Linked DNA regions of Homo sapiens: region 1 is linked to region 2. A link is an interaction called in ENCODE POLR2A ChIA-PET data of the cell type or tissue named here. Cell type or tissue: Panc1. All regions are shown on one strand. Each heading gives the region's core, and the rest is flanking DNA. Links, peaks and the distances in the headings are about the cores only. Region 1 overlaps CAMK2G (calcium/calmodulin dependent protein kinase II gamma). Region 2 holds the start of USP54 (ubiquitin specific peptidase 54).

What was found. Peaks named below come from ENCODE experiments on the same cell type or tissue, not always from the same donor. Only the 100,000 strongest peaks of a DNase experiment are listed, where the experiment ranks them.
Region 1: POLR2A ChIA-PET joins it to region 2 with 15 read pairs; 2 of 35 experiments call an interaction of 5 or more read pairs at or near these places.

The regions. Positions count from the first base shown.
Region 1 is chr10:73,820,907-73,832,953 of GRCh38, forward strand. It overlaps CAMK2G (calcium/calmodulin dependent protein kinase II gamma), which reads right to left. Exons shown (of 23, transcript NM_001367534.1): 15 at 7,183-7,215; 16 at 4,373-4,441; 17 at 3,134-3,178; 18 at 776-824. Among named protein-coding and RNA genes, the nearest start is that of NDST2-ZSWIM8-AS1, 15 kb to the left of the region's middle. RefSeq lists a silencer at 8,971-9,171. In Panc1, for the core only: no CTCF peak of the experiment used is centred there; no DNase peak of the experiment used is centred there.
Region 2 is chr10:73,586,374-73,598,420 of GRCh38, forward strand. It overlaps USP54 (ubiquitin specific peptidase 54), which reads right to left and starts at 4,969. Exons shown (of 24, transcript NM_001391956.1): 1 at 4,905-4,969. RefSeq lists an enhancer at 5,252-6,002. In Panc1, for the core only: no CTCF peak of the experiment used is centred there; DNase peaks (open chromatin) are centred at 5,101 and 5,718; H3K4me3 peaks cover 1,077 bases; H3K27ac peaks cover 4,113 bases.

The sequences.
Region 1 (12,047 bases), core at 2,777-10,776, 240 kb after region 2:
TCAGGTGATCCACCCACCTTGGCCTCCCAAAGTGTTGGGATTACAGGCGTGAGCCACTACGCCCGGCCTTTTTTTGTATTTTTAGTAGAGACGGGGTTTCATCATGTTGGCCAGGCTGGTTTTGAACTCCTGACCTCAAGTGATCCACTTGCCTCGGCCTCCCAAAGTGTGGGGATTACAGGTGTGAGTCACCGCACCTGGCCTATTTATTTGTTCCTAATTTTTTTTTTTTAATAGAGACAAGGTCTTGCTATGTTGCCCAAGCTTGTCTCAAACTCCTGGTCTCAAGCAATCCTTCTGCCCTGGCCCTCCCAAAGTTCTGGGTATTACAGGTGTGAGCCAGCACTCCTGGCCCATCACAGTCTTAAAACCAAAAGTTCTGTGTCCGAGGAAAACCAGGAGTGATTGGTCACTCTATTTATGACTCATAGCACTTACAGGCTACTTCGGCAGGGACTTGGGGTACCCCTGTTCTTGGATGGCACATCATTATCAGCAACAGGAACAGTTCTCTGAGCCCTGGCCCCTGGAGAATCTCTAGCTTAGCTATTTTAGACTTGGGGTCAAAGAAGAGAAGCCTCTTGCCCAACTCAGCAACACCAGACAGGGGCCTCATATCTTGGCTCGTGGAAAGTAGCTTTTATACCAAGCCCTCTCCTAGGGGCATAGGAGCCAGCATTCCCAGTTCTGGGGACAGAAAAGGCAGGTGCCCCATTGGAGCCCAGGTACCTGGGTCACTGCTGGAGTCCTTCCCCCTCCAAGGGCCAGCACCTACCTTTGAGGTCCTCATCTTCTGTGGTGGTGTTGCAGCTCTCTGTGGAGCCCTGTAGGCCAAAAAGAACATGTTTCTATATGCTCCATCCCTTGGAAGCCAGAGGAGCAAAGCAGAACAAAAGCAGAGTTTCTGCTCCTACAAGAGGTGCAAGGAGGAATTGTGGAAGGTTCTGCTTCCACCCTGGCTGTCTGACTCTTCCCAAATCCCCTCCCTAGTCTTCCCCCAGTTGGTAAATGCCACCATCTACCCAGTTACTCAGGCTAAAACCTGGAGTCATCCTCAATCCTTCTCTTTCTCTTTTTCCCTTATATTCAGATCGCCCAATCTAAAATAAAATCTTCTGGTTCTGCCTCCAAAGTAAACCCCATGTCTTACCTCTTCACTTCCAATGCACAGCTACAACCTGACTCCAGGCCACCAGCATCTCACACCTGAACCATGATAACAGCTTCATGGTCTCCCTAACTTCCACACTTACCTCCTCCCTAGAGTTTTTCTTTTTTGAAACAGAGTTTTGCTCTTGTTGCACAGGCTGGAGTGCAATGGCATGATCTCGGCTCACTGCAACCTCTGCCTCCCGGGTTCAAGTGATTCTCCTGTCTCAGCCTCCTGAGTAGCTGGGATTACAGGTGCCTGCCACCATGCCTGGCTAATTTTTGTATTTTTATTAGAGATGGGGTTTCATCATGTTGGCCAGGCTGGTCTCGAGCTCCTGACCTTTGCTGATCCACTCGCCTCGGCCTTCCAAAGTGCAGGGATTACGGGCGTGAGCCACCACGCCCGGGCCTCCCTAGAGTTCTTGATCATGAGGCCAGAGTGGTGTTTTAAAGTGTCAACTAGATTCTGTTACTCCTGCTAAGAACTCCCAATAGCTTCTCCTTGCTGCTGGAAGAAAATGCAAACTCCTACAAGGGCCTCTGTAGCAGGCCCTGCTGCTTCTCCAACCTCATCACTCTCCTATGGTTCTCCCCGTCTCACTTTGCTCTTCCCTCTGCTTGATTACAAAGGCCACATCTGAGCTTCAGTTCCTTCTGCTTAGGGCACTCAGCCTCAGAGCTGGCCTGGCTGCCTCCTTCCCACCCACCATTCAGTTTCTAGCTCAGATATCACCTCCTGAAAGAAGCCCTCTCCTGACTACTTAATTCAAGGCCCTGTTCTCTCTGTCTAGTTTGGTGAGGTTTTTCTGTTTTTCATTTTTTAGATGGAGTCTTGCTCTGTCGCCCAGGCTGAAGTGCAGTGGCACGATTTCAGCTCACTGCAACCTCCGCCTCCCAGGTTCAAGCGATTCTCCTGCCTCAGCCTCCCAGGTAGCTGGGATTACAGGCATGTGCCACCATCCCCAGGTAATTTCTGTATCTTTAGTAGAGATGGGGTTTTGCCATGTTGGCCAGGCTGGTTTTGAACTCCTGACCTCAAGTGATCCGCCCGCCTTGGCCTCCCAAAGTGCTAGGATTACAGGCATGAGCCACCGCACCTGGCCCTCTCTCTACTTTCTGCCATTTTCTTCAGATTACCTATTGACATTAGATTTTATCTTATTTATTTTTTTTGAGAGATTAAGTCTCACTGCGTAGCCCAAGCTGGAGTGCAGTGGCGTGATCTCAGCTCACTGCAACCTCCACCTCCCAGGCTCAAGCAATTATCGTGCCTCAGCCTCCCAAGTAGCTGGGACTACAGGCACGCGCCACCACACCTGCCTACTTTTTTGTATTTTAGTAGAGACAGGGTTTCACCATGTTGCCCAAGGTGGTCTCTAACTCCTGAGCTCAGGCGATCTGCGCACCTTGGCCTCCCAAAGTGTGAGGATTACAGGTGTGAGCCACGGTGCCCAGCTTATCTTATCTGTTTGCTTATTGGTTTTTTATCTGCCTCCCATCCCACCCACCGTTTGAACAGATAATTTGTCTTGTCACCTCTGTAAGCCAGAGCCATGGATGGTATCTGGGCTTAACAGATGTTCAGGAATGCTGGTGAAAACATCAAGGGCACAAAGGGGTCAGGCCATGGAGAACGCTCCAGGGTCTGGAGATACTCTTGCCTATTTTTTCAGTGAACGTTTACTCTCATTTAAACTTCCGACATATGGAGGAAGATTCTATTATTATCATCCCCAATTTGCAGATAAAGGATACTAAGGTGCAGGGCCAGGATTCAGACCAGGTCTGTCTGACTGCAAAGCCTGAGCTCTGTAAGGTATAATGCCCTTCCTCAGCATGGAGCAACTGTGGGCACAGGCTACCTTCAGCTGAGCCTCTGCAAACACCTTGGCCTCAGGGTGCAGCCTGTAGACCCCTGGGACCCAGCCCACCTGTCTCCTGCTGACCTGGAAAGCAGGAGGCAGGCTCAGGAGCCACTCACCTTGATCCCATCTGTAGCGTTGTGTACCACAGTGGTTTGTGGCTCCTGTGAGAGAAGATGAAGATTACCCTTCCGACTTGGGGACAGACTATGGCTCTTCCCTGAGGAGCCCCACCTGCACCCCAGGACCCCCGCAGACCCTATGATGACCACTGAGGCCTGCCCACCAGCCATCTCCAGAAGACAAAATATCCCGGCTCAACTGGGGTCCCGGGCAGCTGGGATAGCCCTGGATTTTGGCAGCAGCACTGGGCTGGTAAGAAAGAGAGGCCTGGCAGGTGCAGGTGCCCAGGAGGCTGACAGCAAGGGCCTCTGTCCCTGATTCCTGTCAGTTCTGAGGGCTCTTTCCACATGGGGTTCCCACGGGGCAGGTACACTAGAGGAGCTGTGGGACTGAGGGCACAGGCCGGGCCCCGCCCACAGCGTTCATCACGGGGAATGTGTGAGGCAGGAACATGGGCAGAAGAATGAGGTCTCCCAGAAAGAGCCAGGACAGGAGGCCCCCTCAGCAAGCTGAGCCCAGAGAGCTGCCCACTGCGCCCGCCTTCTGCCTTCCCTAGTTCCTGGCCCCACGCCGCCACGTCATGTGGTATGAGGGTCCGCAAGGAGGGGAGTAGCAGGCAACATCACCTCTCCCTCTTTCCCAGTCACCCCCCTGCTGACTCTCTAGTTAGCCACCACTAGCAGAGGGACCTCCAAGAGCACACAGAACCCCTGGAGGAGCCCAGAGAGAACTTAGCCAGCATGAGGCACTCCAGGAGCCTGGAGACCTCAGCACCATCCAGAGGTGGGGACCCCAGCCCTCTTTCCTGTTTCTGGCTTTGCAAAGGAGAGGCTGAGGCAGGTTTTACAAGGGGGCCTCCAAGAACTGATGTTCAGGTCCCAAGAAAGCTCCTACCCTCTCCTTTCCTAAGCAACTCACCTTCCCAGCCCCCACAGCAGACCCACTAGGGGTCCTGGGCTGGGCCTGGGAGGTTCAGCTGAGAGCCCTGATCACTCTTCCCCCCACCAGCGAAAGGAGCAGGAGCAGGAGCAGCACTTCTGCCATGCGGGATGGAGCGCGGCCAGGCGGGACAATGAAGGGGAAGGGGCATACAGGGCGGCACACAAAGCAGTCAGTTCTATGGGGACCAAGAAAGGAACAGGCCAGGAGGCCAGGGAGGGGGCACAAGAGGAGGAAGAGGGAAGGGGCAGGAGGCAGCCAGGGTCAGAGGCGGAGAAGCTGTAGTCAGGAGGTACCATGGCCGTCTGCAAGGGCGCGGGCTCTTGGGCTGGGCTTACGAGACTGTTTTTGTTGTTGCTCTGTGGCTGAGACAAGAAAACAGATGGTTTAGTTCCTCCAGAGTCCCCAAGGCCACTCAGGTTCAACTCCCAGACCTCCCTTGCCCCCTGGTCTGGCCTGGAGGAGGTAGGCCTGAGGTGGCCTCCATAACGCTGTGTAGATGGGAGCGATGGCTAGAGAGATGATCAGAGGAAGTATTTGTGGGGCCCAGAGACCTAGCTCTGGGGGCACCCTCAAGGTGGGACCAGCCCAAAGCCTTGTTTTAAAGCATCCCTCCAGAAATCTCTGCTTATGCCAGGTGCCAGGTCATTGCAAAATCCACACCTGACCCAAAGAAGTTCAAGATCTTCTTCCCACTGTACAGGAAAAAGGGGGGTAGTTTATAAGAAAGCAGAACAAAATTCAGAAACTCTGGTCCCCTATCTGTGGGCAGTCTCCTGCTGCACTTTCAACCCAGCACCTGTATTTCCTTCTTACAACACCAGCTCGAAGCCTGAAACAAAGAGGAAGGAGAAAAGAAAAGTATGCCTGGCCTAAGAGATGGTGTCCAGAGGATGGGGGTGGAAGTCCCTTTCAGACACAAAATGCATTCACTGACCTCAGGGAGCAGAGTCAGGACTGTGCTGTTCACCTTTTTGTCTGACAAATCTTAGGCCTGATCAGCTAGAAGGGCAGTGTTCCGGGGAGGGGCAGGTGAAACCCAGCGGGGCTGTAGCTGTAGTCCCAGAATCCAGCCCCCAGGACAGAGTAGGCCACACACAGGCCAACATTCCCAACAGCACCATGACCACCAGGGATATCTCCTTGCCTTTCAAAACTACATGGTGGTGGGTGGGCACGGTGGCTCACACCTGTAATCTCAGCACTTTGGGAGGCCAAGGCGGGTGGATCACCTGAGGTCAGGAGTTCAAGACCAGCCTGGCCAACATGGTGAAACCCCGTCTCTACTAAAAATACAAAAATTAGCCGGGCATGGTGGCACATGCCTGTAATCCCAGCTACTCGGGAGGCTGAGACAAGAGAATTGCTTGAACCTGGGAGGCAGAGATTGCAGTGAGCCAAGATTGCACCACTGCACTCCAGCCTGGGCAACAGAGCAAGACTCCATCTCAAAAAACCAAAAGCAAACGAACAAACAAAAACATTACACGGAGGGGCACAGCAAGGGAGGGGCAAGGGGAAGATGGAAGAAAGGAAGAAGGCTGATCTCCAGGGCAGGGAGCCATATCCATGTGATGTTCTTTGCCTCTGATAGTTCCCTAACCAGCGTACTCCATCTCACTGAGTTCCAGTGGGGTTGGGGGCCACTGAGGAGCAGCCTGATGCCTGCAAGTTCTTCAATAGGCAGTGAGACAAATGTGTGGCTACCATCCCTGCACAGGGCACAGATGATACATCGACAGCTAGAATGTGTGTCTTCTCTCCTAGGACATACACAGAAAGCATCCTGACTGTCCTACTTCTTGCCTGGAGGCCTCTTGGACCAGACCTGAAGCCGTCCACCGCCAGCTTGCTGTCAATGGCTCAGACATCCCCAAACCCAGGGCTAGGCATGGAACCTCAAGCCAGGCACCAAGTGACTCCACTGAACAAGACTCCACAGACTGCGACAGGCTAGAGAAGAGGGGGCCCAGGAGTAGTGAGACGGTGGGTCTAAACTCACGGGAGCTCTGCTGTCTCTCATTCCCACCAAGAAGCAAAGCCCACCTAGCTCAGTGAATGATGCTGACCTGTTCGGGGTTGGTTAGAGAGGGCTGCCCTACCTGTAAATCCCAGCTGAGGCCAAGACCCTCACAGGGGGCAAGGACTCCAGGGTGCCCACAAAACCTGCAGAGGGCTGGGATGTCACCCAAGTGGCCCCACCTCTGGTTTATTTATTTTTTGAGACGGAGTCTAGCTCTGTCGCCCAGGCTGGAGCGCAGTGGCGCGATCTCGGCTCACTGCAAGCTCCGCCTCCTGGGTTCACGCCATTCTCCTGCCTCAGCCTCCTGAGTAGCTGGGACTACAGGCGCCCACCACCACACCTGGCTAATTTTTTGCATTTTTAGTAGAGACAGGGTTTCACCGTGTTATGGTCTTGATCTCCTGACCTTGTGATCCACCCGCCTCGGCCTCCCAAAGTGCTAGGATTACAGGCGTGAGCCATCGCGCCCGGCCCCCACCTCTGGTTTTAATGGATGGTTTCATAATGACTCAGGCTGCTGTGTTGCCCTTGGTGCCCAGTGTCCCGTGAGAAAGATGAGTTAGCTGTCCCCCGAGGGCTGGGTGGGCAGAATAAACCACTGGGCACAGCTAGAGAGAATGGGATTTGCACGGGGGCAGAGCCAGGAGAGCGAGACTCACAAGTGGGAGCCTGCAACCAGCTCCTCTGCCCACCACACAGTTGCCCTCCAGCTGCCAGTCTGTAGGAAGCAGCTCCTCATGCCTGGGAAGCAGGGCCTCTCCTTCTGGGTGACAAGAGAGTGAGGGTCTCTCCCTTGCTTGCCCCAAGTCCCTACCAGCTTCACATCCTACCCTGGGTCGCTGGGGTCTGTCCAAGCTCCACAGCAGGGGGTGCCGTACCACCCCTTCCAATGTCCACTTTTTAGGCTACTGGGTGACCTTGGGCAATGGCCCCCGCCTGGCAGGACAGGCCACACCTGCCCACACAGCACAGACATGCAGTGAGGATGAGTGAGGCACACGCACGTGGCAGAACAGGTTTGCGTGGCTGGCAGGCGGGCACAGGCAGCATGGAGTGGGCGATGGGTGGGCAGGCAAGGCTCACCATTAGGTGCACGCTGGAACTCGACTTCCTTTTCTGGACACACCACAGCAAGAGGGAAAGAGAAGGGGAAAGAGGAGGTAAGAAGAGAAGCACAGAGACGCTGCAGGTTAGCGCACCAGTGTGGGCTCTGCATCAGGGAGAAAAGAGCGGAGGGAGACCCGGAGTCCAGCACCAGAGGGTTAAACAGCACACGGACCGACAGGCACTCACACCCTCCAGACCCTGGGAGGGAAGAACTCTTTTGTGGTCAGGTTCATAGACACAGATTTAGTATCTTCTGAGATGTCTCAGCCTTGCTCAAAAAAAGCCTCTTAAGGAGATTAAGACACAAGTCTGTGAGGTTAAGTATCATTTTGCTACAAATTTACAGGTCTGGGTTCATAGGGTTAGCTCACCCTGTAATGTTATTTATTTTCTCTCATTACTAGAACTGTCTGAAATTCAAGTGAGCAGCCACCAGGGAAAAAGCAAAAGCTACTACAGGCTCTCCTCAGCTCTAATAAAATTTGACTTCTGACTTCGCTGCATCCCTACTATGCTTTTTACATAAAGATGCTGAGCTTTTGAAAATCACCTAGCAGTTAAATGTTGGCCTTCCTTTGTCAGTATAGCCATGCTTGTTTACAATATTTGAATTTTTTATTGCATTTTGCAATTCGTGGAAAATAGAAACACAGGAGTGCCAGTGATTAAAACTACAGTGATCATAAAAATGCAGGGATGTAAGCCACAGGGAATGTTGAAAGCAGTGATTCCTCAGCCTCAACTAGATGCTCACGAACTTTACGTTCACATGTGAAACAGACGCATCAAGATGAAGACCACGTGGAACACTGAAAATATATCCCAGAAGACTGTGTCTAAAAAATGAAGGGTAATTATCAATGTCATCATTAGCTCACTGGGGGTAAGGTCCCCCTGTAATATGTCCGTCTGTCGTTCAACTTTTGCACATTCATTTAACAATGCCCAGCAAACACTGAGGGCTGTTTCAGGTAAACACAGCTGATAAACTGCTCCTGCCCTCAAGCGGCCAGCATTCTTTAGAAGGCATTTTCAGGGATTATTATTATAATCAACGAAAGAGGCTACAAATATTGACAATGGTCCATAATTTAGAATTAGATTTAAAGGAAAAGAAAAACCTAAATATAGTTAGGCCTCTTTTACATTGGCCTTTTATTTATTTATTTATTTATTTATTTATTTATTTATTTATTTATTTTTAGGGAGTCTCACTCTGTTGCCCAGGCTGGAGTGCAGTGGCACCATCTCGGCTCACTGCAACCTCCGCCTCCCTGGTTCAAGCAATTCTCCTGCCTTAGCCTCCTGAGTGGCTGGGATTACAGGCGCCCGCCACCACGCCCCACTGATTTTTTTTTGTATTTTTAGTAGAGAGACTGGTTTCGCCATGTTGGCCAGGCTGGTCTCGAATTCCTGACCTCAGGTGATCCACCTACCTCGGCCTCCCAAAGTGCTGGGATTACAAGCGTGAGCCACCGCACACAGCCTTACAGTGGCCTTTTAAATATGCTCAAATATGATATTTTACTTCGAAAATCATCCCTCAAAAAGAAGGAGTTCCCTTATATTCATATATATAAGTAGTGGGGTGTGTGTGTGTGTGTGTGTGTGTGTGTGTGTGTATATCTCCTTATCCCTTTACCCAACTAAAGTGTTACTGCTTTCAGGAAGGTTCCTATCTTATGTGTCTTTACAATTTCCACAGTACCTAGCAACATGCCTTATAGTTAGCATACAGGCGACGAAAGTTTGCTGAGTTGAGCTGGGTTTGCTGACTTTGGTTTTTCCCCAGGCTAAAGAAGAGCACAGGTTTCTAACTTGCACTGAATCACGGCAGCAAGAACTCTGCGTAGGCACTCACTCACCAGGCCCAGTCTTTGTTCTGCTGATTTTCAGGGGCTTGTTGTGAAAGGCCATTGCAGGATCTTGACTTAAAGCAGATTTTTGACTAATGGGGAATAAGTTCTCAGCCTTCTCCTGGCTTGCTCTCTTTTTCCTAAATTGTCCTGCATGAGAACCTGAGATCACCCTTTTCCAAAGACTGTTTCTCAGGTTAGTCAACATTTTTCAATTTCCTTCTCCATTCAGGGATTTGCCCTTAGCCATGCATAGCTGGGCTCCTTCTGAACCAGCACACTACCACATTGTCTAAATGTGAGGTCTTTTTATTATTTTTTTAGAGATAAGGTCTTGCTCTATTGCCCGGGCTGAAGTACTGGCATGATCATGGCTCACTGCAGCCTCAACCTCCTGGGCTCAAGGGATCTTCCTGCCTCAGCCACCTGAGTAGCTAGGACTACAGGTGCACACCACCATGCCTGGCTAAATGCCAGATGATTTCTAAAGAATCATATCTCACTTTTACTTAAAAACTGTATATTTATTTTAAATTTTAAGCTGGAAAAGCGTTCAAACCTCTTTCTCATACTTAATTTAACAAAATAATTCAAATAGTACTTAGGGAAATAACTATAACCTTTCGTTTTTCTTGCTTGCTTTCTTTTTTAAAGATAGGATGGCCATTCTGGCCTGGGACTAGCAGAAGGCACAAGTTGTCCTACACTCTCAGGATCTGAGAGTTTGTGGCCTCTTCAGTCATCCTCACAAGTGGCTCTTACTCTTCCATAGACCCTGGGTCACTGGCATCCAGCTTCAAAGAAATCTAAATAGAAGCTAAGTCCCCCAAATCAAGAACACAAGACAGACTAGCTGCTCAAACCAATGCTAGTATTTTGAACATCTTGCAGAAAGCTTCTGAACAGTGAAAAAGAAATCGCCCTATGGACACTTAAGCAGTAGGAATTGAGGAAGGGGGAGTTGGGAAGGGAAGATGGGATCTAAAAGAAGAATCCATGATGCTGAAAGCTCAAGACCATCTGAGCTACTTCACAGGCCTCCCTCATAACATTGATCAAAACCTTGACTTTGAGAGAGCCTGGAAAGGTCGAACTCTGCACATCTTGCTTTGTCCTCTCCTTTTCGTTTCTCACCCCTTTGATGCAGCCACAACATAAGTTGTTATTTACCTGTTTCATATTATAAAAGGACTGCAGCCACAATACAAGCAATTTGGAAAACAGAGAAGGGGCATGGGAAAACCACTAATACTCCTAGCAATCTTCCAGTCTTTTTAAAAAATGCAATTGGCCGGGCACGGTGGTTCATGCCTGTAATCCCAGCACTTTGGGAGGCTGAGGCGGGTGGATCACAAGGTCAGGAGATCGAGACCAGCCTGGCCAACATAGCAAAACCCCGTCTCTACTAAAAATATAAAAATTAGCTGGGTGTGGTGGCACGCGCCTGTAGTCCCAGCTACTTGGGAGGCTGAGGTTGGAGAATTGTTTGAACCCGGGAGGCGGAGGTTGCAGTGAGCCAAGACCATGCCATTGCACTCCAGCCTGGGTGAGAGTGAGACTCCGTCTAAAAAAAAAAAAAAAAAAAAAAAAAGAAAGCAATCTTTTAAGATATCATTATAGGCCAGGCGTGGTGGCTCATGCCTGTAACCCCCGCACTTCAGGAGGTTGAGGCGGGCAGATCACCTGAGCTCAGGAGTTCAAGACTAGCCTGGGCAACCCCGTCTCTACTAAAAATACAAAAATCAGCCGGGCGTGGTGGCACATGCCCGTATTCCCAGCTACTCAGGAGGCTGAGGTGGAAGAATCACTTGAGCCCGGGAGGCGGAGGTTGCAGTGAGCCAAGATCACACCACTACACTCCAGCCAGGGGGACAGAGTGAGACCCTGTCTCAAAAAACAAAAAAAAAGATATCATTATAAGATATAATAATACAAGCACATGTCTTACCTCTTTTCTTTTTTTTTTAATTGAGATGGAGTCTTGCTTATGTTGCCCAGGCTGAACCTCCTGGGCTCAAGCAATCCTCCCACCTCAGCCTCCCAAGTAGCTGGGATTACCAGGCATGAGTTGCCACACCTGGTATTATGCTTTACTTTAAAAAAAAAATAGTATTTAAAAAAAATTCTGATAACAGTAGTGCACAATCTAGATGAAAAATATAGAATACAGAAAAATGTGTAAGAAAAAAAGTTTCTCAAATTCCCATCACCTGGTGAAGTTACTGTTGACACTTCAGTGGGCTTTCTTCCAGTCCCTTTTTTATCCACATATTATATACTGAATAAATATCTACAAACACGTTTCTTCAAACCAAATTTAGAATGATAGTGTATGTACTCCTTTTTTTTTTTATTTTTTGAGACAGAATCTTGCTCTGTCACCAGGCTGGAGTGCAGTGGCGCACTTGGCTCACCGCAACCTCCGACTCCCTAGTTCAAACGATTCTCCTGCCTCAGCCTTCCAAGTGGCTGGGATTACAGGCACGCACCACCACGCCCAGCTAATTTTTGTATTTTTAGTAAAGACGGGGTTTCACCATGTTGGCCAGGCTGGTCTCGATCTCCTGACCTCGTGATCTGTCTGCCTCGGGCTCCCAAAGTGCTGGGATTACAGGCGTGAGCCACCGTGCCTGGCTTGTCTGTACTCCTTTATATACCACTTCCTTCACTTAATATAAAACATTTCTGCACTTTATTTTTCACTTAAAATATCCCTACGGTCATGAAAATTAATAACTTTTGAATAGTTTATTAAGTAGATTTCCCATAATTATTTAGTCATTTACTGGCTTTTAAAAAATCTTTTTATTTTTAAATTTAAAAACATTTTTAAGAGTTGGGGGTCTCACTATGTTGCCCAGCTGGCCTCGAATTCCTGGGCTCAAGCAATTCTGTCCTGCGACAGCCTCCTGAGTAGCTGGGACTATAGGTACGCACCACTGTGTCTGGCTCCTTACTGGCTTTTCAAATTGTCTCCAATCTTTT
Region 2 (12,047 bases), core at 1,458-9,457:
AATTTATTTCATCCTCCTCTGTGCTCTCAGTGCATGGTGGGGTTTGGATTACAATACTCACATTCTCCCTCATGTTACAGTTATTTGGGTACGTGGACTACATTTTGTCTTAAGGGCATCTTTCTAATTCCACACAGAGGTTGAATATAATAGGCATTGAATCACTGACAGTTTCATTGAAAGAGAAAACTTTTTGTTTGAAGGTACCTAGCCTAGAACAACCAATTCTAACATCCTGATAAATTCTGACTCTCCTTAAAGAAAAGAACTCACAAAATGGCCTTATCTAGCTTGAGATACTGCTGACAACTTTTTCTAATAGTGACTATATAAATGGAAACAATATTTGCTTCTGATTCAAGCTTGAAAATAGAAAGAGATAAGCATCTACAACCATAAAAAGGGCCAAGCTATTTGTTGATTTATGAGCTGGTTATCTTAAACTCTCCAGCGAATAGTTACTCAACTCAAACAATTTCCTGAGGGCTGGACTTTGGCAGCTTCAAACTATTACATCATGTACAACAGAAGAATTGTATGCTGATAAAGGACAAAAAGTCTTATTTTTCCTGCACAAGAACTTAGATAACTGTCATGTATAACAAATTTGTCTAAAATTTGTTAAAAAGTAGTTGGAAAGAAAACAAAAAGGCACGTTTCACTTTGTTATAATTGACAAATTATAAGAACTAAGAAATGACAGCTGCAGGCTACTTAGCCCTTCCTTATAAAGATCTAAAGTTGTATAATTTACTGACTTCTAAAGGAAGCAGCATGGTAGTAGAAAGAACATAGTGGTTAAAAGTATACCCTCTGCAGGCCGGGTGCAGTGGCTCACTCCTGTAATCCCAGCACTTTGGGAGGCTGAGGCAAGTAGATCACAAGGTCAGGAGATCGAGACCATCCTGGCTAACACGGTGAAACCCCGTCTCTACTAAAAAACACAAAAAAATTAGCCGGGTGTGGTGGCGAGCACCTGTGGTCCCAGCTACTCGGGAGGATGAGGCAGGAGAATGGCGTGAACCTGGGAGGCGGAGCTTGCAGTGAGCCGAGACTGCGCCACTGCACTCCAGCCTGGGCAACAGAGCGAGACTCCATCTCAAAAAAAACAAAAAGTGCACCCTCTGCAGGGCCAACAATATTGCAGAACCTCGGGAGGTAACATGCTTTTAGTGGAGATCCAAAGGGTCCCATTCCTAGAGAACATTATGTGAATTATACAACTTGGGGACACAGAGTTAGTGGAATAGAACAGGTCTCAGCTCCACCATCTAACAGCTGTGGCATATTGACCAAGTTATTGAACTAACTCTTAGGTACTTCATCAGAAAAAATGTGACTAATAATAACATCTATCTCATAGGATTGTTATAAGAATTAAATAAAATAATGTAGATACGTATAATTAGCCCAGTGCCTAATATGTGGTAAGTGTGGAATAAATGTTTTGATGATGATTATGGTGAGGATAATGATGATGAAGAATAAGATGAATCTACATTCCAATCCTAGCTCCATCACATTCAGGCCATTTACTACCTATAATAAATGTGATCTGCTGAAAGGATGCAACAAAATAATGTACGCAGAATACTTAGGGCCAGGTACAAAACAGGAATTCCATAAAGAGTAACTGTGATTATGATGACTGACCATCCTCTATATGCATTATCTCTCCCCCATCTCTCTTTCTCTTACAGGCAAACACACACACACATATAACTACTATAAAAATTTCAGGAGATTAAACTATAATTGATAGCATAAATCCCAAGGCCATATAAAAAATGGGGAAAAGTGTATCCTTTTTTTTTTCTTAAATGTATCCTTTGTTGTTGTTGTTTTTTGTTTTTGTTTTTGTTTTTTGAGACGGAGTCTCGCAGTCACCCAGGCTGGAGTACAGTGGCGTGATCTTGGCTCACCGCAACCTCCGCCTCGCAGACTCAAGCAATTCTCCTGTCTCAGCCTCCATCCATAGTGGCTGGGATTACAGGTGTGTGCCACCACGCCCAGCTAATTTTTGTATTTTTAGTAAAGATGGGGTTTCACCATGTTGGCCAGGCTGGTCTCAAACTCCTGACCTCAAGCGATCCGCCCACCTCAGCCTCCCAAAGTGCTGCGATTACAGGCGTGAGCCACCGCGCCCAGCCTGGGAAAAATGTATTCTAAAACCAGTGCATTCTCAATACAATTCACCCAGACTATTGCAGAAACTTTCTAACTATTCTTTCCTCTCTAATCCCATCTATACAATATTGCAAAAGCAAACTGATGAATCACAATTAGCTTAGAAAACTTCAGTGACAAAATACAGCCAAAACTCTGGCTTTGAATGGCCTTCCACAATCTTATCCCCTGCACATTTCCAACCTCATCTACCCTTAAAACATACAAAAAGATTTGTTCTGTGCACATGCCCAGTTACTTTGTTTTTTGTATTTCTCAATCAACGAATGCTCCTCCCATCTTCCCAGTCCTACCTAATACTAGCAATCTTTTCCACTGAGCAAACCTATTTGAAGAAGTCATACCACTGGCTACTTACAGTGATAGGAACTACTAATAGTCATACATCAGCAGGAAGGAGCAGTCATTTACATTAATTCATTTCCCAAATGATTGTCTTTTTAAATACCTCTCCACACCAACTGGGACTTCTCTCTCCCTCCCAGGAACATCATGAATCAATATTTAACCAGTATATCAATACTTTATTAGAATACAAGGTAGAAAGTTACATTGCCTTACACTCAACAAATGCTCATTCCTTGTTAAACAAATAAATGAAGAACTAAGTTTCATGAGACCAATCAAACTCACATTTTTCCGTTTAGAGATAACTCAGTTACAGGCATAACCAAACAGCTCTTTAGCTTGTCCCTGAATCTCCTGCCAAAATCATATCGCATCTAAATCATACCTTGCGCTTCCAAAAGGTCTACAGAAGAAAGATACTCTATTTTATGGTCAGTAGGACAAACGAAATGTTCTTTCTAAACCCTACTGCCAATAGTAGCAAACTAGTAATAGCAGTGGTTAAAGGAACAAAAATCAATAGCAATTTATTAGGCCCCTGGATAGCAAAACAATGAGTTCCAGAAAGTTACCCTATATAATAACCTTCTGATTTAATCATTTAGAACCAGAGATTTTTATCCCGAATTTTATGAATCACTAAGACTTTTTAAACACTTGATTCCATCAATGCATTATTTATTAATCATTATAAATATACCCGTACTCAAATTATTTCAGTACAAACAATAATGAAAGTATGACAGTGCTATCAACAAGAGGAAAAAAGGAGGGGAAGCAAACTGACAGCACTGGCTTGACTCATTTCTGTTGGGAGAACACTGGTACTGAATGGCACAAGCAACTCCAGTGTGAGAGAGCAAGCACATGACTGACTGGGAGGGCGACAGAGGATACCAAAGAAAGGAGAATATCTATAAAGAAGATTTCCTCTGTAGGGGCAGGAGGTGAAGGGATGAGAAGGAATGAAATCTACTCTAACAGCCTTTACAATACTCAAATGAAAACATGCTACCAGACTTCACACTTTGAGCCAGTTCACATCCTAGCTCTACCACTTACAATTGAGTGACCTTCAGCAGATTACTTATCCTCTTTCATCAGGTGTAAAATTATAATAATGGTAGCCCACTTAGTGAATACAAACTACATGTTTGGCACTGCGCTAGGCACTGGACACATGGTATATCCTCTAATTCTCACAATTAACCTGCCAAATAGTGATTATTTTTCTCACTTTGCAGGAAAGAAAACCCATGTTCTTTCTACCTATGTATAGCCGCTTTGTAGAGGGACAATACTACTACCTGGCCAGGTTGTACTGGGAATTAGAAGTAAATGCAAAGCACTTAGCAAGGACCCAGCACTTACCTCATATTAGGAGCTCAAGAAATCATTACTGTACGAATACAACCATCATTTGAATAAGTGCCTCAACTGAACAGCAATGAAATCCCAGAAACAAGTTTCCTCTCACATCATCTACCATAAAGATGACTTCTAACTAGCAGTAGTTTGGGAGAATCCAAAGCTCATCACTTATAACTGCTTGAAATACCAAAGTATCAACCATCCAGTATCCAAAAAAAAATTTTTTTTTAATACACACACAAATATTCTTAGAAGCTCAAAACACAAAACGCAAGGAAATAGCCCATTATGAAAGTGATATTTGACTCAATCTAAATATCAAATATTAAATATTTTACTTTCAAAAGGATCATAGGCCTCATGCCTCAAGGAAGCAGGTGCTAATGAACAAATTTATCTAACTTCCCAAAAATCATTCCCAGAAGCATCTGTTAACCTGAAGTACTTGGCAAACCATCTCTTAGAATTGACAACATATTGCCAAAATCTTAGTGGATTTTGCCAACACTATTCTGCTGATAGGAAAAAAGAATCATTCAGCTACTTTCCAATTTAGCCACAAAATAGGCTCTTTTTTCTTCATTACTACTTTAACCAGTATGTTAATACTGAAAATAGGTATAAAGAAATCACAAATAACCTTCTTCTGTTTGAAGGAAATTTAAAATACTAAATCCACAATTCTTGCCTTTAATTCTAAGGAACTCAAGAAAATCTATGAATTTTTTTTTTTTGGAAAAAATATGAAATCTCCAAAATCTAATAATTGTAACAGAGAGGAGGGGGAAAGAGCACAAACAACAGCTTGAAAGATGCCTCTTGAAAGTTGAGAGTCCTAAAATCTCAATTTCAAAGTTTAATCTACTGCTATTAAAAGAAATAGCTTATTAATCAGTGCTTGGGAATATTTTTTTTAAAAGAAAGAAAACTTCACAAAAACTAACCGGTTCCTGAATCTTCTATCTATCTGTTTTTACCACAACAACTACAATACTTACCAGACAGCACAGTCAACCTCCAGCAAAAGACCTCTAATCACGAGGGTATCTGTGGGGCAAGTGATACAAGAATGGGGAGGGATATGGGAATAGCTAGAGCTGTGGGGAGGGAAGGCTAGGAGGGAGGAGACGACTGTAGCTAGCAACAATGAGAAACTGTGAATCTAAACCACAAGGACTTCCCGCAGAACAGGATATCAGAGAGAAGGCAATTCTTTTTACCAACTACCAGGAACTCAGCACTGACAATTCATGACAAAGTTAAAAAGGTGGAGCTTCCAATTAAAAACAAAGTAAACTTAAGAAACTAACCAAAAGTAACTTGAAAGGACGTTATCACAAACTTCACCTGAGGCTTAAGAAAAACAATTATGAAGCTGTTTCCTGGGGCATTCCTGATGACAAAGGTCATTAAACAATAAGGTTTGCAGGGTGGCTGCTGCTTCCAAAGAAGGGCCAGTCCCCCACAAAAAAATTCCTTTGCACTGCAGTCAAAAGGAGCACGAGAAGACAACATTTTTGTAGTTGTTTACAGAATAATCAAAACAATGTTATTGTTGGAATCCCTAATTCAGAATTCCAAGACTGGGCTTAAATTAAATCAAATCATTTTAATAGGCAAAACTCCTCCAACTGTCTTAAACGAGCCACACTATTAAAGAAAATTATTATTTAAACTGAGCCATTGGAATCTACTGAGTCAATTTTAAAATGCTTGGGATCTAAGGGTTCTCAACCCCAAAGTCCACAACAGGGAAAGATCTCCACCCCTCTCTCGGGGAAGAGACCTAGTTACATCACCAAGAACAAACAGCAGGCAGAGTCCCACCCCCAAACATGTGATCAGTCAACCGAGAACTTGCATTTGCAGGCAGGGCACAAAGGCCCCAGAGGACCAACACACACCCTTCTATGTATTACCTGAGGTTATAAAACAGTTTTATTGAAAGAAGTTGTTTTATAAGCATACTGATGAAAAAAACTCATCAGCAGAATCCTTGCCAAATATGAAGGTCTGTTGTGTTTCTATAGGTTGAGAGAAAATATACGAGTTGACTAAAAAAAAGATGTAATTAAGATTTATTGGTAAAATTTAACAAACATGGGCAATGTCCAAAACTAATTAAGCTCTTACATTTTAACAATACAGTATATTAAATTGAAGTAGTCCTTTGGCCACAAGGAAAGTGCCACAAAAAAAAAAAAAAAAAAAAAGATACTGTTGCTTTTCTTGTTAACCATTAGCATTCTAACTCAGGTCTCCTAGTGGTGCTAGGTGGAGGAGGAGGTAGTAATGCCATTTCAAAGTGTGAAACACAAAATTTCTACTGATAAGTGCTGACTGCAAATAAAGACATACAAACATCAAGACCAAGCTCTTCAATCAAGTCATTAAAATATAGGTATATATTCATTGTGAAACTAATCAAATAAAACTAGAGTACTGGGACAGAGTTACAGAGCTTCAACCCTGATTACAACTAGACAACATTACTTTTCATGTCTCATCCAGGTAAGGGAAGTGATCCACAGGGAAATCTCACTCTAATAGATTGTAATCTCTCCAGAGGCCCCTCAGAAAACACCTCCCATAAAACTCTGCTATGATACTCACATTCTGCCTTGCATAAGTTATTTTCAGACATTTCTTATTCCCTCTTCAAGACTGCACAAGAGGTTCTGTGCCAAATAGAAAGAGAACCCTGTATCAACCACTGGGCTTCGCCATTCAAAATAAATTGGGTAACTACAAGTTTTTGTTAGGTGAGTGTCAAACTGCCTGTAGAAAAGGTTTTATAGGCCGGGTGCAGGGGCTCACGCCTGTAATCCCAGCATTTTGGGAGGCCATTGCGGGAGGATCATTTGAGCCCAGGAGTTCAAGACCAGCCTGGGCAACACAGGGAGGCCCCTTCTCTACAAAAAAAAAAAAGAAAGAAAGAAAGTTTTTAATTAGCCTGGTGTGGTGGCACGCACCTCTCTGGTCCCAGTTACTCCAGGCTGAGGTGGGAGGATCCCTTGAGCCCAGGAGGTCAAGGCCCCAGTGAGCAGTGATTGTGTCGCTGCACTCCAGTCTGGGCCACAGAGCAAGACCCTGTCTCAAAAAAAAAAAAAAAAAAGGAAAAATAAAAATAGAAAGAAAAGGTTTTGGGTACATGATTGCTAACTACGTCAAGAGGGAGAGTGATACATAGTGTTTCAGATTATTATTTTTTAAAATAGGGTTTTAGTTTAAATGTTCAGGTATTCTAAAGTTGGATGACTAGTTACAACAGTACTTTGTAAAACTGTGCTTCAACAAAACTTAACAAGTCATATTTTTCAAGTACTTTGCAGGGAATATGTAACACCACAATAGGTCCACCTTAGACCAGAATAGACAAAGGTCTCTGAAAAAATATAAATATTATTAGCAAGGAGAAACAATATTTAGGATTTGAGTAAATCAATCAAGAAAAATCCTTGGAGGGTAGTGGGGAGGGTAATGGAAAAGCACAGGCTGAAAAGTCCTATTTGGTCACATTCCGTAGCTTTTCATTATTGGTTTCTACTAGCAAATAGAGTAAGGTACAACAGAATGTTCAATGCATTGAAAGAACATTTTGCTTCTCTTAAAAGTCATAAAAGAGAAACAGAGGATTTCTCTAAGAAAAACCAAAATAACTCCCTCTGGAGTAACCCCAAAGTCAAACCATCATTGTCTTTTATTTCTGAGATGCTAATGATAATGCTGATGTCGGCAGTAAAGGCAGGAACTGAGTGGCTCCGCAGTAGGAACACGAGATTGGAAAATAAAAGACTCTTTTTTTTTTTGAGTCCAAGTCTTGCTCTGTCACCCAGGCTGGAGTGCAGTGACACGATCTCGGTTCACTGCAACCTCCACTTCCCAGGTTCAAGTGATTCTCCTGCTTCAGCCTCTTCAGTAGCTGGGATTACAGGTAGGTGCCACTACACCCAGCTAGTTTTTGTATTTTTAGTAGAGATGGGGCTTCACCATGTTGGCCAGACTGGTCTCGAACTCCTGACCTCAAGTGATCCACCTGACTCAGCCTCTCAAAGTGCTGGGATTACAGGTGTGAGCCACTGTGCCCAGCCAATAAAAGACTCTAGATTTTAGAATGTAGTGACAAAATTTGGGAACTTTTTAAGAGACAGGTTCTTCCTCTGTTGCCCAGGCTGGATGCAGTGGTGTGATCACAGCTCACTGAACCCTCAAATTCCTGGGTTCATGCAATCTTCTACCCTCAGCCTCCCGAGTAGCTGGGACTACAGGTGTGTACAACCAGACCCAGCTAATTTTTTAAAGATTTTTGGAGACAGGGTCTTAGTATGTTACCTAGGCTGAGACTTTTAAATAAACTGGAGGATTGGGGTGGGGAGGGGTGGGGAAGAGACTGCTTTATATCAAATGAAAGCCTTTATCATTTGATCCTGGGGAGAGGGGAAGCTTAATTCAGAGCTGTTAAACTGGAGTTCTAGCAAACAAAAATTAGAGACGGACTTGATCTTAGCTAATAAGGAACCTAAGAGAAAATATTCTAGCCTTTGACTCTAGGTTGTAAGGAAGAATATACCATGAAGTAGATGAAAAACAGGGAAAACTACATAACTAATTTGAGTCTAGTGGGTTTTTTTTTAACTTTTTTTTTTTAATCTTGGTTTTGTTTGAAGACAGAGTCTCACTCTGTCACCCAGGCTGGAGTATAGTGCCATAATCTCAGCTCACTGCAATCTCTGCCTCCCGGGTTCAAGTGATTCTCCTACCTCAGCCTCCAGAGTAGCTGGGATTACAGGTGCACACCACCACACCTGGCTAATTTTTGTATTTTGAGTAGAGATGGAGTTTCACCATGTTGGCGAGGCTGGTCTCAAACTCCTGACCTCAGGTGATCCACCCACCTCAGCCTCCCAAAGTGCTGGGATTACAGGCGTGAGCCACCAAGCCCCACTGGTGTTTTCTTTTAAAGACAGAGTCTCACTATGTTGCCCAGGCTGGAGTGCAGTGGCTAGTCACAGGTGCAATCCCTGTGCAATCAGAGGTGACTCTAGTTTTTATTCTGAGATTTATTCACAATGTTGGCAGAGCATGTGTACCTTAAAGAGCTGGTTGTTTCACTCAAGTATGCATTACTGAGAAGAGGAATATTGCAGAAAGGGTAGAGGGAAGAGAAAAAAACTGATCCAAAGAATACATTTTGGAGAAACTTTGGCTGTTAATCACAGACCTGAGCAGCAAAATCATACAAGAAATCTCTATATTTCTCATATAAATGGACTCTAAAGAAGAGAGGGAGATAGGGGCCACACATTTGGGCTTCTAATTATAGCATCATTATTGTTTAAATTCATTTATTTAACTATATCTTGCATAATTCTAAAAAGTATATCAAATAGCATTATGTCATTATGAACATTAACCACCCTGTCTATAGAACAAGGGTTTTTAAAAGTCTTGGACTGGACTTAAAGCTCCTAGAAAGCAAGAAGAGTATGAAAATCCCTCTCAAGCACACCAAAGAATTACCTAAATGCTAGTCTTACAGAAAGTAATCAGCCGGGCGCGGTGGCTCACGCCTGTAATCCCAACACTTTGAGAGGCCAAGGCAGGCGGATCTCTTGAGGTTAGGATTTTGAGACCAGCCTGGCCAACATGGTGAAAAACCCGTCTTGACTAAAAATACAACAATTAGCTGGGCATGGTGGCGTGTGCCTGTAATCCCAGCTACTCAGGAGGTTGAGGCAGGAGAATCGCTTGAACCCAGGAGGCGGAGGTTGCAGTGAGCTGAGATGGTGCCACCGCACTCCAGCCTGGGCAACAGAGCCAAGACTCCATCTCAAAAAAAAAAAACAAAACAAAAAAAACAGGCCGGGTGCAGTGGCTCACGCCTATAATCCCATCACTTTGGGAGGCCAAGGTGGACAGATCATTTGAGGTCAGGAGTTCAAGACCAGCCTGACCAACATGGTGAAACCCCATCTCTACTAAAAATACAAAAATTAGGCTGGGCACGGTGGCTCACACCTGTAATCCCAGCAGTTTGGGAGGCCGAGGCGGGCAGATCACAAGGTCAGGAGATCAAGACCATCCTGGCTAACATAGTGAAACCCTGTCTCTACTAAAAATACAAAAAAAATTAGCCAGGCGTAGTGGCGGGCGCCTGTAGTCCCAGCTACTCGGGAGGCTGAGGCAGGAGAATGGTGTGAACCCGAGAGGCGGAGCTTGCAGTGAGCCGAGATCGCACCACTGCACTCCAGCCTGGGTGACAGAGTGAGACTCTGTCTCAAAAAAAAAATCAGCCAGGCAGTAGTGGTACGCGCCTGTAATCCCAGCTACTCAGGAGGCTGGGGCAGGAGAATCACTTGAGCCTGGGAGGTGGAGGTTGCAGTGAGCTGAGATCAGGCCATCGCACTCCAGTCTGAGTTGGACAGAGTGAGATCCTGTCTCAAAAAAAAAAAAAAAAAAAAAGGAATAAAGGGTTTCTCAGTGTTTATGTTCAAGTAACTTTATTTTACTTAATAATATTCCCAAATGCAAGAGTAGTGATACTGGCAATTTAACAGGCCATAGAGAAGCCATAAGGTGCTTCCTTTAAGTGAAAAAGTGAAAGTTATCGACTTAATAAGGAAAGAAAAAGAATCATACACTAAAGCTGCTAAGGTCTACCATAAGAACAAATCCATGCATGACATTGTGAAGAAGGAAAGGAAATTCATGCTAGTTTTACTGTCACACCTCAAACTGCAAAAAGTCATGGCCATAGTTCATGGTAAGTGAAACCACCTTTGCAAAAATTATAACTGAGAAAATTATTACAGTGAAAGAGATCTGACTTACTTGACTCCCTGTTGCTTCTAACTTCCAAGCTGTCCTTGTTCATTCCTGGACATAAAGCGAACTAACTTTGGGAGGAACTTATAGTTTAACTTTGAAACAAAGACAAAAACACAGCCCTTTCCCAGAACAAACCCTCTTCTTGCCTGGGGACTAGACTGCCTTTGCAGGACTAACAAATTGCTACAAGATTAGAAATTATGCTTTAGGAATCATGCAGCTAAAGGCCCCAAGGTTCTACACCTCCCTAACTGCTCCTAGGGATAACATCACTAATGTAAAACCTAAGATTGGTGCTCAAGATATTTTTCAAACCCTGAACTCAATGGATCACCTGGCACCATCCAGATTAATAAACTGTCTCATCTGGTCTTGTGGTCCTACCCAGGAACTGACTCAGTGTAAAAGGACAGCTTTGACTCCCTGTGATTTCATTGCTGACCTAAGCAATCAACACTCCCCACTCTCTGGCCCTCTAACCACCAAAGTAGCCTTAAAAACCCCAATCCTGGAATATTCTGGGAGACTGATTTGAGTAATAATTAAACTCTGGTCTCCTGTGCGGCCAGCTCTATGTGAATTAAACTCTTTCTCCATTGCTATTCTCCTGTCTTGATAAATCAGCTGTATTGGGGCAATGGGCAGAATGAACCCATTCAGTGGTTATATAAGTGCTTAGTTAAGATGGAAAAGGCGGCCAGGTGTGGTGGCTCACTCCTGTAATCCCAACACTTTGGGAGGCCAAAGCGGGTGGATCACCTGAGGTTAGGAGTTCAAGAGCAGCCTGGCCAACTTGGTGAAACCCTGTCTCTACTAAATATATAAAATTAGCTGGGCATGGTGGTGGGGACCCGTAATCCCAGCTACTCGGGAGGCTGAGGCAGGAGAATCACCTGAATCCCCGGAGGCAGAGGTTGCAGTGAGCCGAGATCACGCCACTGCACTCCAGCCTGGGCAACAGAGCAAGACTCCATCTCAAAAAAAAGGTTGGAAAAGGCACTAAATTTGTGGGTGGAAGAAATGAACAGAATTATGTTCCAATTAACAGCTGTCAGGTTCAGTACTATTCATGGTTCCAGGCATCCACTGGAGGTCTTGCAACATATCCTTCATGGATAAGGAGAAACTACTGTAGTCTTTTAATAAATAGTGCTGGAATAATTGAATATCCCCCATATGCAAGAGAAAAAGTTGGACTCCTATCTCACACCATATGCAAAAATTAATTCAAAATGGATCAAAAACTTAAATGAATGAGCTCAAACTATAAAACTTTTAGAAGAAAACATAGACATAAATCTTCATGACCCTGG